Regions from separate parts of the Homo sapiens genome. Here region 2 is linked to region 1. Evidence: read pairs that join two places in POLR2A ChIA-PET (ENCODE). Cell type or tissue: GM12878. All regions are shown on one strand. Region 1 overlaps LOC105377981 (a long non-coding RNA gene). Region 2 has its middle 40 kb from the start of CLVS2.

The links. Peaks named below come from ENCODE experiments on the same cell type or tissue, not always from the same donor. Only the 100,000 strongest peaks of a DNase experiment are listed, where the experiment ranks them.
Region 2: POLR2A ChIA-PET joins it to region 1 with 11 read pairs; 2 of 35 experiments call an interaction of 5 or more read pairs at or near these places.

What each region holds. Positions count from the first base shown.
Region 1 is chr6:123,651,401-123,659,400 of GRCh38, reverse strand. It overlaps LOC105377981 (a long non-coding RNA gene), which reads right to left. Exons shown (of 3, transcript XR_942943.3): 2 at 3,643-3,742. Among named protein-coding and RNA genes, the nearest start is that of TRDN, 18 kb to the right of the region's middle. In GM12878, no CTCF peak of the experiment used is centred here; a DNase peak (open chromatin) is centred at 3,740; H3K4me3 peaks cover 311 bases.
Region 2 is chr6:122,952,487-122,960,486 of GRCh38, reverse strand. No RefSeq gene overlaps it. Among named protein-coding and RNA genes, the nearest start is that of CLVS2, 40 kb to the left of the region's middle. In GM12878, no CTCF peak of the experiment used is centred here; no DNase peak of the experiment used is centred here.

The DNA of each region.
Region 1 (8,000 bases):
CCTACTTCCTCAGCAATCTTGCTCATTAATTATCTCTTGTTTTTCTTGTAGTTTCATGACCACCCTCCTTATTGGCTCTTTCCCGTCTTCATTTATGCATTCTCCATTACTTTCAATCATAACCTCAATATTTCCTCACCTCTCTGCTCCAATCTTTCATTATTCTCCCACCAGTGGCTACATTTCTTTAAAATGTATCTCCAATCATTATGACCATATCTCGCCTTCCATTTCCTGTTTAGATTTCTGCAATCTGAAACCCACCTTCACCACCACTGCAATAAAAGCTTCTTGTGATTGTAATCAGAAACTTCACTAAATCTCATGGGCATGTTGGAAACCTAATCTAATTTGATTTTTTTCCCCTAGTACTTGACACTGTTGAATTGTTATTCTTACTGAAATGTTCTCTTTTGTTTGTTCTGGTTGCTTTCACACTTAGTTTTTCTCCTATCTTTCTGGCTGCTCTAAGTAAATGTGATAGCTGGTTTCTTTTTATGTGTTACAAATTGGTGTTTCACAGGGTTTCAGCTGAGGTTTTATTTTCTTCTCCCTTTGTGTTCTATTACTGCCTGACCTCATTCACTCCCATGACTTGTCATCTATATCCTGATGATGCACAAATGTATCCTCCTAGGCATGTATTTCCAACAGCCTCCTGGATATTTCCACCTAGCTGCTCCTCTAATAACTTAAGCTCAATAAGAACATCATCTCGTCCACTGAAACCTGAAATCTCCTCCAAAATCATCTATGTCATTGACTGGAGACACCATGCATCTAAATGCCTAATAAGGAAAATTAGATAAAAAAATACACCCTTTATTTATGCCCCCAACTAATTAGCCAAGTCTTGTTGAGTCTATATCATGTCTCAGTCTTTTTATTTATCCAATTCCATTCTTCCCCTGTGGATCTACTCAAGTTTAAGAACACCATCACCTCTCTCTCCTGGATTTCTTTAGCAGCTCTCTAATTCAGTTCCCTGGTTTTAGTCTCAACTTATTTATTTATCTATAATACAAATATGTTAGTGTTACTTTCATTTCACACTTTTCAAAGTCTCTCCTTTTTTTTTCTTTTTTTGAGATGAAGTCTCACTCTTGTTACCCAGGCTGGAGTGCAATGGTGCGATCTTGGCTTACTGCAATCTCTGCCTCCCAGGTTCAAGTGATTCTCCAGCCTCAGCCTCCTGAATGACTGGGATTACAGGCGCCTGCCACCATGCCCAGCTAATTTTTGTATTTTTAGTACAGATGAGGTTTCACCATGTTGGCAAGGCTGGTCTTGAACTCCTGACCTCAGGTGATCCGCCTGCCTCGGCCTCCCAAAGTGCTGGGATTACAGGTGTGAGCCACTGCACCTGGCCTAGTTTTTTTTTTTTTTGGTAGAGTTTAAACCTCTTTGGGTTTTGATTTTTTGAACACCTTTATCCATTCATCTCCCATTCTTCTAGAAACTAGCTATATCCTATTATCCTTGAGCTCTCTGCTCAAATATCACTACTTCCTGGGTATTTCTTCCCTCTCAAATTCTGACTTATTTCCTTTATAGCACTTATATTGAAATGCATATATCTTATACGAATAGTTTCTGTAGTCTGTACATACAAATTAACTTCATATTGACAGTAATGCACATTTTCTGTTTTTGCCCACATCTTGTACCCACGAAACTCTATTGCCCATTCTCCCATGAATATTTCTGAAAATCTTTGAAACAAGTCAGTGCATCAGTCAGCAAATATTTTTTTGAGGACCTATTATGATGCCAGGCAATACTTTAGATTCTAGGAATAGGGAGATGAAAACGTTGGAAGGCCTACAGGATTATAAGACATTCAGTAAACACACAAACACATACATAATTTGAGACTGCAGGTAAATGCTAAAAACAGTCAAACAAGAAACTCTGGCAGATTAACTAAGTTGAGGGGCTGAAGGGGAGAAAGGGGCAAGAAGAGGTCACTGTTTTGGCAATTGTGAATTGACCTGAATGGTGAGAAGACAGCCATGCAATCATCTGCAGGTAGATAATTTCAAGCCAAAGGAACATACTAATGTCTTGACTTGAGATCAAGCTTGGCACAGGCAGAAACGAGGGTCTTGTCATAGCAGCATTAGTTGTAGAGATAAAAAGGAGATCAGAGAGGTATTCAGGGCCATGTCGTGCAAGGCCTTATAGGCATAGCAGGAGATTGGATATTATTCTGGTTGTAGTGGGAAGTCATGGAGAGTTTGAACAGGACAGTGATCTAGTTTGATCACTGGTTCATTTGTTTTGGTGAGATGAGGGGACTCACGTGTTCTCACAAACAAACATCTCCCATATAGTCAATGCATGGGTGATGCACAGGGTCTTTCAGAACCTTAAAAATGAAATAGCTAAAACACAAAGCTTGCAATTTCTGGTTGCCTTTCAAAAATGGACTCTGCTGCATCATTATGTTAATAGACTCCCTGTCTTCTAGGGGCAAACAAGGGTAGTGGCATTGGAAACCTCACTTTGTTTCCCCAGTGTTAGTCTGGTTCTCCTTACTTGTCCATAATCTTTTTAGAGCTACGGTTGTAACTTGTTCACTATTACATCCCCAGGTGCACAGTACCTGAGTAGGACTCAATTACTGTTTGTTGAAGGAAGGAAAATTTATGGAGGTAGAATGGAGAATTTTAATGTTCTCTCTACACAATTATTAACTCTTCATAGGGTCAATTTATATTCCCCAGTGTCCATCATTCATTTCCCTGAAAGAGTGGTGCACAGCTCACTGCAATATTCTGACATTTGGGACAAATAATCAGATCTTCTTGGAACATTTGAGCTTTCATTCCTCTAACCCTGACTGACTAGACGAAAACTCTGTATTGCTTATGTTTACTCAGATCCTTATGCAGAAAACATACAAACAACAACAAACCCTTTATTAAAGTAAACTTGAAGAAGTTCACTTGGATTGAAAAGGCATGTATTTTTTCATTTACATTTGGAAATTCAAATGACAGGATCTAGAGTTCTAGGATAGAGTGGTGATTGACAGTAATGAGCAACAATTCAGAAAAGAGAAACATATTGCAAGAGTCACAAAACCTCTAATGCCCCAAACATTTTCCCTTTTTTAAAAATTGGTCCTTTTTGCATTATCTTTTTTTTTTTTTTTTTTTGTCAGAAGAGTTGTAGCTGCCATTCTAAGTTCAGTTTCTTTTGCATTCATGCTCACTAAAAAACAAAACTGCAAAATACAAGAGCTCTACATTTATGTTCAGATGAAAGGCTGAAATCCCAAACACAGAGAATATTGACAGCTCTGACAGATCCATCTCTGACATTAACAGTCAAAGATGGTTGCATGGAAACACTAACAGTCAAAAATAACTCCTTTTGTTATAAAAAATAATGAGAAGGAGATGAATTGAAAGGCTTTGAGACTCGACTGAGTATCACAAAGATTATTCTAAAGTTTTGGGCCTGACATTTTGTCTACTACTAGTTTTCATTCTAAAATTTTCAAAATGAGCCTCAGAGAAATTTACTTCACAGGTTGCTAATTGAAGCTTAGAAGGGAAAACTGTAACTTTCTCACAATGGCACTTTAAAACATTTAGTTCTAAGTTTTCCTACTGTGATCGATACTCTGGGTCTTACCTTAACTCATTCACCATCTTCCTCAGGGCACTAGAGTTGTATTTCCACTTTTTGGTTTCACTTTCTCAGTTCTGTTACAATCGTTGTCTACAGAGCTTTCCTGAAACAGAATTCTCATTTTTAAAAAGTGATATTTTATGCCACAGTTTGACAAAAAGACAGAAATTAAGAAGGGGAAAAACTTAAAGACAGTTTTTAAGATTCAGGAAATACACTAAGAGTTATATAGTTCTGTGAAACCATCAAGGTAGCTATTTAGGAAAGATTTTAAAAAGCGGTTGTTTAATGGGATTTTTCACCTTCTAGTGAGATATATCGGCAGCCTATAGCAAGCCCTGTTTCTGAAAAGTTCGACTTGTTTGAAGAAAATGGACATTTTCATAGTTTAAGAAGGACTGAAATTCAGCTGAACTCATTTCGTATATCTATAAATAACTGTTTATTGAAATTTACCTTCTCACAAATTCTATTTCGTTTCTACACACAAAACTCTGCCTGAAAAGCGCCTCTCATTAATATGTATTGGAATTATTTAGTTCCCTAATTTTCCCCCCTGTTTCTTTCTGTGTTCTCCAAGCATACTGTTTCACCTTGGGGAAATTAAGAGCCATTCATTTTTGAGCCACCTTTGAAATTTAAGCTGCTTTTTGCATTTTTATCAAACTGATTCTCTGACTTTTTTTTCTGGCCTAAACTGAGCTTATTTTAACAGAAGACAAGAGATTAATGATGTTGTTTGATTAATAACTTGGTATATCCGAAGGTAGGTTAAACTGAGGCTACGTACTCTCTTCCCAGGCCCTCATCCTTATTAAAAAAGCCATCAAATTTTTCATAGTTTTCTATGCTGCTTTTAAAATACACCAATACACTGTGGTATAGTTTTCAAATTAATAGCTATACATTTGTACTTTTTGTTCACCTATATTTTTCAAATATTACCTTTTCTGAACAACTCTTACAGGGGTCCTAGGGCAGCAGGACTTGGAGAACTCTAAGAGATGCTCTTGGCTGCTTGCCATATCTCACACCATGGGAATCAGACTTACTCAAGACAAGAGAGGCTTCATAAAGATTTCCTTCAATTTTTTCTCACCTCCCAACACAATAATCTATTGCAAATATTAGTATATGATTTGGACAGAATGAGAGAAATATTAAAGGAGACTACTGGCTGTTACGACCTGACTGCATTGGGTACTCTTGCAAATGGGTAGGTGGATTGTCGTGCGTAAGAGCATGGTCTCTGGATTCAATGGCTTGGGTCTGCACTGAGGCTTTGCCATGGACCAGCTGGGTGACCTTGAGACACTAACTGCTTTCCTTTGTGCCACAGGTTCTTTATTAGCAAAATGGGGAATAATGAACCCTACCTCATAGGGTTCTCACAAAGATTAAATCAATTAATACATGTAAATCACTTAAAACATGCCTGGTCTATATTAATCCTGTCTTCATATTTGTGCTTTGTTACTGATCCTTTTGAATTTTGTTTATTGTAATATTTTAAAATATTCCATTAAAATATTATTTTGTCTGATTACTGAGTTTTTTGTCTCTCCCTTACATTTTACACCAGAGGTAAGTGTCTTGCTCCTTTCATACTAATCCTTGCCCTATTTCCTATATTATTACAATTACTGGCTTTCTTGATGTTCCTGGTCAAATTTGAAAACAAAAAAGTGTTTTTTTTTTGTTCTGATCATTTCAACTGTAAAATAGATAGGGCATGTAGAAAATAGATTTTAATAAAGGTATACATCTTGAAGTTTTAATACAAAGCAAGTAAATGCACGTGTAACCACCACCTAGATCAAGAAAGAAACATTGCCAGCATCTCATGCACCCTCCCAATAAAGATCCATTTCTCCTTCTGAAAGGTTGACTTGTATCCTAACATTTCTGGTAATTGTTCCCACGACTTATTTGATTGCTGTCTATCTAAGTATGTGTTCTCAAATATTATCTTACCTGGTCTATTTAAAAAAATGATACAAATAGAGAGATGCACATACAATATGTATTCTTTTATGTCTCTTTATTTTATTTAAAATTAGGTTGTGAGATTTACATAAGTTGTTATAGCTGTAGTTCATTTAATTTCCTTGCTGAATAGTAATTCAGTGTATCAATACACCACAACTTATTCATTCTACCATTGATTAATTTTGAATTTGTTTTCAATGTTTGGCTATTATTAGCAATACTACTAGGACCACTCTTGAATAAGTCTCTCGGGCACGTGTGGTATATGTGCTTGCATTTATATTAGGTACGTGCTTGAGAGTGGAATTAGTATTAGTGCTGGTTTTCTGAAAATGTTTTATCAGCTTTTACCTGTTAAACTAATTTTTTAAATTTAATAGTGTATCAGGAAATTACTTTGTATTTTCTATATACATAATCATGTCAACTGTATTTGTGACATTTGGATTTCTTCCTTTCAAATCTTTCGACATATTATTATTTCCTTATTACAATAAGACCATCATCTTCACGACATGTTGGTTAGAAAAGTCTGTTATGTTCCCAGGTTCACAAGGAAAGCTTTTGACATTTAATAATCAGATGAGTTCTTTGCTATAACATTGGTGTAAGGGCCATTTGTCAGATTAAGAAAGGTCCTTAATGTTTTTAAACATGCATACATACATCAAATAATATTTTCTTATATCAAAAAATTTTTGTACATTTGTTGAGATGGTCATATGAGTTTTCTCCCTTATTTGGTTAATATGATAAATTATATTAATGATTTTCTAATGTTAAGCCAAACATATGCCTGGGGTAAACCCAAATTAGACATGGATGCAGCATCTTATTATATATTCTGGGGTAGTTTTCTATTTTTTTTTTTTTTGCTTAGGACTTCTGCATCTATACGTATAAAGAGGCTGGCTGACTTGCAATTTTTTTCTTGTGATTATTATTTCTAGTTTTTTATTGAGGTTATTATGAACTGTTAAAACATATTTTAGAGTAATGATTTGTTATCTAGTCTCTAGAAGATTTTGTGTTAAAACTTGCATTCATTTTTTCTTAAATATTTAGTAGGATTTACAAGTGAAGGTATCTGGGTCTGGAGTTTTTTCTTTGAGAAAATTTAAAATTATGGATTTAAATTTATTTTTTCCAGATATCTATAGTTTCTAGATCTTCTTTTGTTAGCTTTTATAATTTATATTTTTCTAAAGTTTTGTGTACTAGTTTGTTCTTGCATTGTTATAAGAAGTACCTGAGACTGGGTAATTTATAAAGAAAAGAGGTTTAATTGGCTCATGATCCTGTAGGCTATACAAATGTGGTACTAGTGTCTGCTTGGTTTCTGGGGAGACCTCGGGAGGCTTTTACTCATGGCAGAAGGTGAAGTGGAAGCAGGCACATCACAAGGTGAAAGCAGGAGCAAGAGAGAAAAAGTTGGGGGTGGGGTTTGCCACACAATTTTAAATGACCAGATCTCATGAGAACTCACTCAGTATCATGAACACAGCACCAAGGGGATGGTACTCAGCCATTCAAGGGAAATCCACCCCTATGATCTCATCACCTCCCACCAGGCCCCACTTCCAATACTGGGGATAACAATTCAACATGAGACTTGGTGTGGTCATATACGTAAACTGTATTGATTTCTAGTTATCTTTTGCTGTTGCTAACTTAACTGTTTAGTGACCAGATAATATATTCTGTATTGTTTTAGTACTCTGAAATATTTTGAGATTTGTTTTATATATAGTTTCGCATATAATCAATTTTTAATATTATGTCTCATTTTAAAAAGAATGTTTCTTCTGTAGCTTTGAGTAGACTGTAGGGTACATATCCAATTATGGTGTTTATGGTGTTCAAATATTTTATATTGCTGTATCTTTCTGATTCTATTTTGTCCTTTTATTTGATCAGCTAGTGAGAGATGTGTGGGTTTACCTATTTTTCCCATAAAGTTGTTTAGATTGTGGCTTTATATTCTTCAAACTATGTTATTAGGTGCATACAAATTTAATATTGTAGCTTCCGGGTTCATTTTAACTTTTTTCCACTATGAAGTGCCCTTTTTTATTTTTAGCCATGCTTTCTGCCTCAGAGCTGTCTTTGATATTAACATAGTCACATCTGCCTTATTTGGTTAATAGTACAAAGTATAACTTCTTCATCTGTTAACTTTTCATATTTCTGTATCATATTTCAGATGAGGGCTTTATAAAGAGTATATAGTTGAGTTTTGTATTTTTAATTCTGTTTTTATCTTTGAAACAGAGTATTTAGTTATTTTTATGTTTAATGTAATTTAATTTAATGTAATTACCAATATCTTTTAGCTTCGCCATCTTACTCAGCCATTTCTATTTGTCCTTCCT
Region 2 (8,000 bases), 700 kb after region 1:
CAATATTGATTCTACCATCCATGAGCATGAGATGTATTTCCATTGTGTGTGTGTGTGTCATCTATGATTTCTTTCAGCAGTGGTTTGTATCTTTCCTTGTCAAAGTCTTTCACCTCCTTGGTTAGGTATATTCCTAAGTTTTGGTGGTGTTTTTTTTTTGCAGCTATTGTAAATGAGGTTGAGTTATTTATTTGTTTCTCAGCTTGCTTGCTGTTTGCATATAGCAGAGCCACTTATTTGTGTACATTAATTTTGTGTCGTGAAATCTTGCTAAATTCATTTACCAGTTCTAAGGGCTTTTGGGGTGAGTTCTTAGGGTTTTCTATGTATACAATAATGCCATCAGCAAACAACAACAGTTCGACTTCCTCTTTACCAATTTGAATGGCCTTTATCCTTTTTCATCTGATTCCTCTGGCTAGGACTTCCAGTACTATGTGGAATAGTAGTGGTGAGAGTGGGCATCCATGTCTTGTTCCAGTTCTCATGGAAAATGCTTTCAACTTTTTCCTTTTCAGTATAATGTTGGCTGTGGGCTTATCATAGAAGGCTTTTATTACATTAAGGTATGTCCCATCTATGCCAATTTTGCTGAGGTTTTAATCATAAAGGGATGCTTGTTTTTGTCAAATGCTTTTTCTGTGTCTATACAGATGATCATGTGATTTTTGTTTTTAACTCTGTTTATGTGGTGTATCACAATTATTGACTTGCATATGTTAAACTATTCCTGCATTCCTGGTAAGAAACCCACTTGATCATAGTGAATTATTCTTTTGATATGCTGTTGGATTTCGATAACTAGTATTTTGTTGAGGATTTTTGCATCTATGTTCATCAGGGATATTGGTGTGTTGTTTTCTTTTTTTGTTATGTAATTTCCTGGTTTTGGTATTCGGGTGATATGGGCTTCATAGAATGATTTAGGGAGGATTCCCTCCTTCTCTGTCTTTTGAAATAGTATCAATAGAATTGGTACAATTCTTCTTTGAAGGTCTGATAGAATTCAGGTGTGAGTTCATCTGTTCCTGGACCTTTTTGTTGTTGGTAACGTTTTAATTACCATTACAATCTTCCTGCTTATTTTTGGTCTTTTAAGAGTTTCTATTTCTTCCTGGTTTAATCTAGAGGGTTGTATATTTCCAGGAATTTATCCATCTCCTCTAGGTTTTCTAGTTTATTTTTCCAAAGATGTTCATAGTAGCCTTCAATGATATTTTGCAATTCTGTGACATCAGTTGTAACTTCTCCTATTTCATTTCTAATTGAGCTTATTTGGATCTTCTCTCTTCTTTTCTTGGTTAATCTCACTAATGGTCTATCAATTTTATTTATATTTTCAAAAAAACAGTTTTTGTTCTATTTATCTTTTGTATTTTTTGTTTCAATTTCATTTAATTGTGCTCTGATCTTTGTTATTTGTTTTCTTCTGTTGGGCTTGGGTTTGGATTGTTCTTGCTTCTCCAGTTCTGTGAGATGTGACCTTAGATTGTCTATTTGTGCTGTTTCAGACTTTTTGATACAGATATTTAATGCTGTGAACTTTCCTCTTAGCACTGCCTTTGCTGTATCCCAGAGGTTTTGATAGTTTTTGTCACTATTATTCAGTTCAAAGACTTTTTAAATTTCCATCTTCATTTAATTATTGACCCAATGATCATTCAGGAGTAGGTTATTTAATTTCCATGTATTTGCACGGTTTTGAAGTTCCTTTTGGAGTTGATTTACACTTTTATTCCACTGTGGTCTGAGAGAGTACTTGCTACAATTTTGATTTTCTTAAATTTGTTAAGACTTGTTTTGTGGCCTATCATATGGTCTATTTTGCAGAATATTTCGTGTGCTGATAAATAGAATGTATATTCTGCAGTTGTTGGATAGAATGCTCTGTAAATATCTGTTAAGTCCATTTGTTCTAGGGTATAGTTTAAGTCTATTGTTTCTTTGTTGAGTTTCTACCTTGATGACCCGTCTAGTGCTGTCAGTGGAGTATTAAAGTCCCCCACTATTATTGTGTTGCTATCTACCTCTTTTCTTTGGTCTAATTGTAAATTTGGGAGCTCCAGTGTTAGATGAATATATATTTAGGATTATGATATTTTCCTGTTGGACTAGTCCTTTTGTCATTATATAATGTCCCTCTTTGTCTTTTTTAACTGCTGTTGCTTTAAAGGTTGTTTCATCTGATATAAGAATAGCTACTCCTGCTCACTTTTTTTGTCCAATTGCATGGAATATCTTTTTCTATCCCTTTACCTTATGTGAGTTCTTATGCTTCAGGTGAATCTCTTAAAGATAGCAGATACTTTGTTGGTAAATTCTTATCCATTCTGCCATTCTGTATCTTTTAAGTGGAGTATTTAGTCCATTTACATTCAATGTTATTATTGACATGTGAGGTACTAATCTATTCATTGTGCTTTTTGTTGTCTGAGTGCCTTGTTTGGTTTTTTTTTCATTGTGGTGTTGTTTTATAGGTCCTATGGGATTTATGCTTTAAGGGGATTCTACTTTGGTGTATTTTGAGGATTTGTTTCAAGATTCAGAGCTCCTTTTAGCAGTTCTTATTGTGCTGGCTTTGTAGCGGCAAATTCTCTGAGCATTTGTTTGTCTGAAAAAGACTCTATCTTTCCTTCATTTATGAAGTTTAGTTTCACTGGATACAAAATTATTGGCTGATAATTGTTTTGTTTAAGGAGGTTAACGATGGAACCCCAATTCCTTGTAGCTTGTAGGGTTTCTGCTGAGAAATCTGCTGTTAATCTGATAGGTTTTCCTTTAGAAGTTACCTGATGCTTTTGCCTCACATCTCTTAAGACTATTTTTGTCTTGATTTTAGATAACCCGATGACTATGTGCCTAGGTGATTATCTTTTTGTGATGAATTTTACAGGCATTCTTTGACATTCTTGTATTTGGATGTCTAGATCTCTAACAAGGCTGGGAAAGTTTCCCTCAACTATTCCCTCAAATATACTTTCCAAACTTTTAGATTTCTCTTCTTCCTTGGGAACATCAATTATTCTTAGGTTTGGTCATTTAACATAATCCCAAACTTCTTGGAGGCTTTGTTTATTTATTTTTTTATTCTTTTGTCTTTTTCTTTGTAAGACTGGGTTAATTCAAAAGCGTTGTTTTCAAGCACTGAGTTTCTTTTTTTTGTTTGTCGATTCCATTGCTGAGACTTTCCAGTGCACTTTGCATTTCTCTAAGTGTGTCTTTCATTTCCAGAAGTTGTGATTGTTTTTTGCTTATTCTATCTATTTTACTGAAGATTTTTCCATTCATATCCTGATCTTTTTTTTTTTTTCCTTTAAGTTGGACTTCACCTTTCTCTGGTGCCTCCTTGTTTGGCTTAATAATCAACCTTCTCAATTCTTTTTCTGACAATTCAGAGATTTTGTCTTGGTTTGGATCCATTGTTGTCGAGCTAGAGTGATTTTGGGGGGGAGGTTAAAAAAACTTTGTTTTGTCATATTACCAGAATTGTTTTCCTGGTTCCTTCTCATTTGGATAGACCATGTCAGAGCGAAGATCTGGGACTCAAGGCCTGCTATTCAGATTCATTTCTCCCACGGGGTGTTCCCTTAATATGGTGCTCTCCTTTTTCCCCTAGGAATGAGGCTTCCTGAGAGCTGAAATGCACTAATTTTTATTTCTCTTCTGGATCTAGCCACCAAGCAGTGCTACCAGGCTCTGGGCTGGTAGAGAGGGTTGTCTGCAAAGAGTCCTACAATGTGTAATGTGATCCATCTTCAGGTCTCTCAGCTGTGGATACCAACCCCTGATTTGGTGGAGGTAGCAGGGGAGTGAAGTGGATTCTGTGAGGGTCCTTTGCTGTATTTTTGTTAAGTACACTGGTTTTGTGTTGGCTGGACTCCATCCAGGAGGTGGCGCTTCCAAGTGTGCATCAGCTGTGGTAGTGTAGAGAGGGTCAGGTGGTGAGTGGCGCCATAGAGCTCCAAAGAAATTATGTCCATTGTCTTTGGCCACCAGTGTGGGTAGAGAAAGACCATCAGGCAGGGGCAAGGTAGGTGTGTCTAAGCTCAGATTTTTCTTGGGCAGGGCTTGATGCAGCTGCTGTGGGGGATGGGCAGGTGGTTCCCAGGTCAAAGGAGTTATGTTCCCAGTGAAATTCTGGCTGCCTCTGCTCTGTCACACAGATCACCAGTGAAGTGGGGGAAAGCTGGCAGCCACCGGCCTCACCCATGTCCCAGGCAGCCCACAGCCCAAAAGACCAGTCTCACTCCCATTGTACACCCCCAACAACACTGAGTTTATTTCCAGGCAGTCAGTGAGCAGAGGTGAGGAACGTGCCCCAGGTTACAGCCTCCCAGCTGAGAAAGCAAGCCAATTCACAGTTCTTTGACTATCCTATGGTGCCTGCAGCAGCATTTCACCTCCTTCGAAGGGTCTGTGGATTCCCTCTGCTTTCCTGGTATATTCCTGCAGTAATTGCAGGAGCAAAAGTTCATGATGTGAGCCTCCACACACTACTCTGTCCTTCCAAAAGGGAGTTGCAAGTTAGTCCTTCCTCTTAGCCACCACTTTTTTTTTCCTCTCTTAGCAATTTTCTTAGCATTAATTTTTATTTTTACTATATTGTGGCCTGAAATCGTGTCTGGTATCTTTTCTTTCTTTTTTTTATTTGCTGATGTTTCTTTTATGACCAATTTTGTGGTTGATTTTAGAGTATGTTCCAGGTGCAAATGAGAAGAATATAGGATTTTGTTGTTCTTTGGTGGAGAGTTCTGTAGATATATGTTAGGCCCATCTAGTCAAGTGTTCAGTTCAGGTCCTAAATATCTTTGTTAATTTTCTGCATCGATGATGTTTCTAATACTGTCAGTAGGGTATTGAGGTCTCTTACTATTATTGTGTAGTTATCTAAGTCTCTCCATAGGTCTCTAAGAACTTGCTTCATGAATTTGGATGCCTCTGTGTTGGGTGCATAAATATTAAGGATGGTCAAGTCTTTGTGCTGAATTTAACCCTTTACCATCATGTAATGCCCTTCCTTGTCTTTTTTGATGGTTGTTGATTTAAAGTCTGTTTTGTCTGGAAATAGAATAGCAACCTCTCCTTTTTTCTCTTTTCCATTTGCTTGGTATATTTTTCTTCATCCCTTTACTTTGAATCTATGGGTGTCATCGCATGTGAGATGGGTCTCTAGAAGACAGCATACAGTTGGGTCTTTCTTCTTTGTCTAACTTGCCATTCTATGCCTTTTATTTGAGGGCATTTAGCCCATTTATATTTAAGGTTAATATTGATATATGCAAATTTGATCGTGTCATCATGTTGTTAGCTTATTATGTGGATTTGATAGTGTGGTTGCTTTATAGTGTCAATGGACTATATACTTAAATATGTTTTTGTGGTAGCTGGTAATGGTCTTTCATTTCCATATTTAGCACCTCCTTAAGTACTTCTTGTAAGGCAGGTCTGATGGTAACAAATTTCCTTAGCATCTGCTTGTCTGAAAAGGATCTTATTTCTCCTTTACTTATGAAGCTAGTTTGGCTGGATATGAAATCCTTGGTTGGAATTTCTTTTCTTTAAAAATGCCTAATATAGAACCCCACTCTCTTCCAGCATTTTAGATTTCTGCTGAAAGTTCTGCTATTAGCTTGATGGATTTCCCTCTGTAGGTGACCTGCCCCTTTTCTCTAGCTGCCTTTAATATTTTTCTTTCATATTGACCTTGGAGAATCTAATGATTGTGTCTTGGGGATAGTTATCTTACATAGTATTTCACAGGGGTTCTCTGCATTTTCTGAATTTGAATGTTGGCCTCTCCAGTGAGGCTAGAGAAATTTTCATGGACCATAACCTCAAATATGTTTTCTAAGATGCTTGTTTACTCTCCCTCTTTTTTGGGGATGTCAATGAATCATATATTTGGTCTTTTTACATAATTCCATATTTCTTGGAATTTTTTTATTCTTTTTAAATTTTTTCTTTATTTTTGTCTGACTGAGTTAGTTCAAAGAACCAATCTTCAGAATCTGAGATTTTCCTCAGCTTAGTCTATTCTGCTGTTAAAACTTGTGACTGTATTATGAAATCCTTGTTGTGTGTTTTTCAGCTCTATCAGATCAGTTTGGTTATTTTTTATAATGGCCATTTTGTCTTTCAGCTCTTGTATTATTTTATTGTAATCCTTAGTTTCTTTGTATTGGATTTCTACTTTCTTCCAAAAGTCGATGATCTTCCTATACATATTCTGAATTTTGTATCTATCATTTCAGCCATTTCATCCTGGTTAAGAGCCCTTGTTATGGAAATGGTATGGTCATTTGGAGGAAAGAAAACACTCTGGCTTACTGAACTGCCAATGTTCTTGTGCTGGTTCTTTCTGATCTGTGTGGGCTGATGTTTCTTTAACAGTGGTGTAATTTGATTACAGTCAATTGACTTCTTTTCTGGATGAGCTGAGGCCCTAGTGGAGGTAGGGTGACTCATGGGGGATCTCCTGAGCCTAGATTGCAAAGATCCATGGAAGAAGTGTGAATCCCCAGGGACTCTCACTCATTGTTTCCTCACAGTCGGAGGCCTCCCCTAGCTCCACACCACTCCTGGTTGGTTAGTTGTCCAGTCTTGTTCTTCTCCCATTCTCTGTGGGTTGCTTTGCTTCCTTGATGAATCCCAATGTGTTCCTCTGGATGTTCCAGTTGAAGAGCAAGTGTTTACTCACCACTCTCTTCTCTCTATGAGAGCAGCACACGCTAGCTACTTCTAGTTGCCTGTCTTGGCCAGAATCTCTACTCTCTGTTTCTATGAGTTAAACTTTTTAGATTCTGCATATTAGATCATGCAGTATTTATCTTTCTGTGTCTGACTTATTTCACTTAGTGTAATGTCTTCTGTGTTCATCCATGTTGTCACAAGTGACAGGAAATCCTTCTTTTTTAAGGCTGAATATTCCATTGTATATACATACCACAATTTCTTCATTCAGTCATCCATCAATGGACACTTAGGTTGTTTCCATATTTTGGCTATTGTGAATAATGCTGCATTGAACATGAGAGGCAGATATCTTTTTAAGATACTAACTCACTACTCTACTTTCTGCTTCTATGAGTGTGATGATTTTAGATACTTCATATAAGTGGAAACATAGTGTTTGTACTTTTATGACTTTCTCATTTCTCTTATCATAATGTCTTCAAGGTTCATTTATGTTGTAGCATATGATAGAACATTTCTTTTTCAAGGCTGAATAATATTCTCTTATATGTATATACCACATTGTCTTTAACTATTCATCCATTGACACTTAGGTTGTTTTTACCATTTTGCCTTTGCGAATAATGCAGAATAAACATAGGAGGACAAATGCCCCTTTGAGATCCTGTTTTCAACTTTTTGTACAAGTATCCAGAAGTAGGGTTGCTGGATCATGTGGTAGTTTTATTTTTAACTTTTTGAGGAACTTTTGTACTGTTTTCCATAGAAGCGGCCCCATTTTGTATTCCCACCAACAGTGCACAAGTATTCCAATTTCTCCACATCCTTACCAACACTTGCTATTTTCTGGTTGTTGTTTCTGTTCTTCTTGTTTTTGAATAATTGCTATCCTAACAGGTGTAAAGCCATATCCCACTGTGGTTTTGATTCGCATTTCACCTATGATGAGTGCTGAGCATCTTTTTATATACCTGTTGACCACTTGTAAGTCTATTTTGAAAAAAAAAGTCCTTTAAACATTTAAAGGCTTTTTTATATTGAGTTGTGGAAGTTTCTCATATATTTTGGATATTAACCCATCTTTCCTTTGCTGTGCAGAAGCTTTTAGTTTAAAGTAGTCTCACGTGTCTATTTTTGCTTTTGTTGCCTGTGCTTTTGCTGCCTGTGCCTTTGCTGTCATAATCAAGAAAGCATTCCCAACACCGGTGTAATGAAGCTTAAGTTTTTAATCCAATTCGAGTTGATTTTGTGTATGGTGTAAGATAAGGGTTCAATTTTGTTCTGTTTCATGTGGATATCCAATTTTC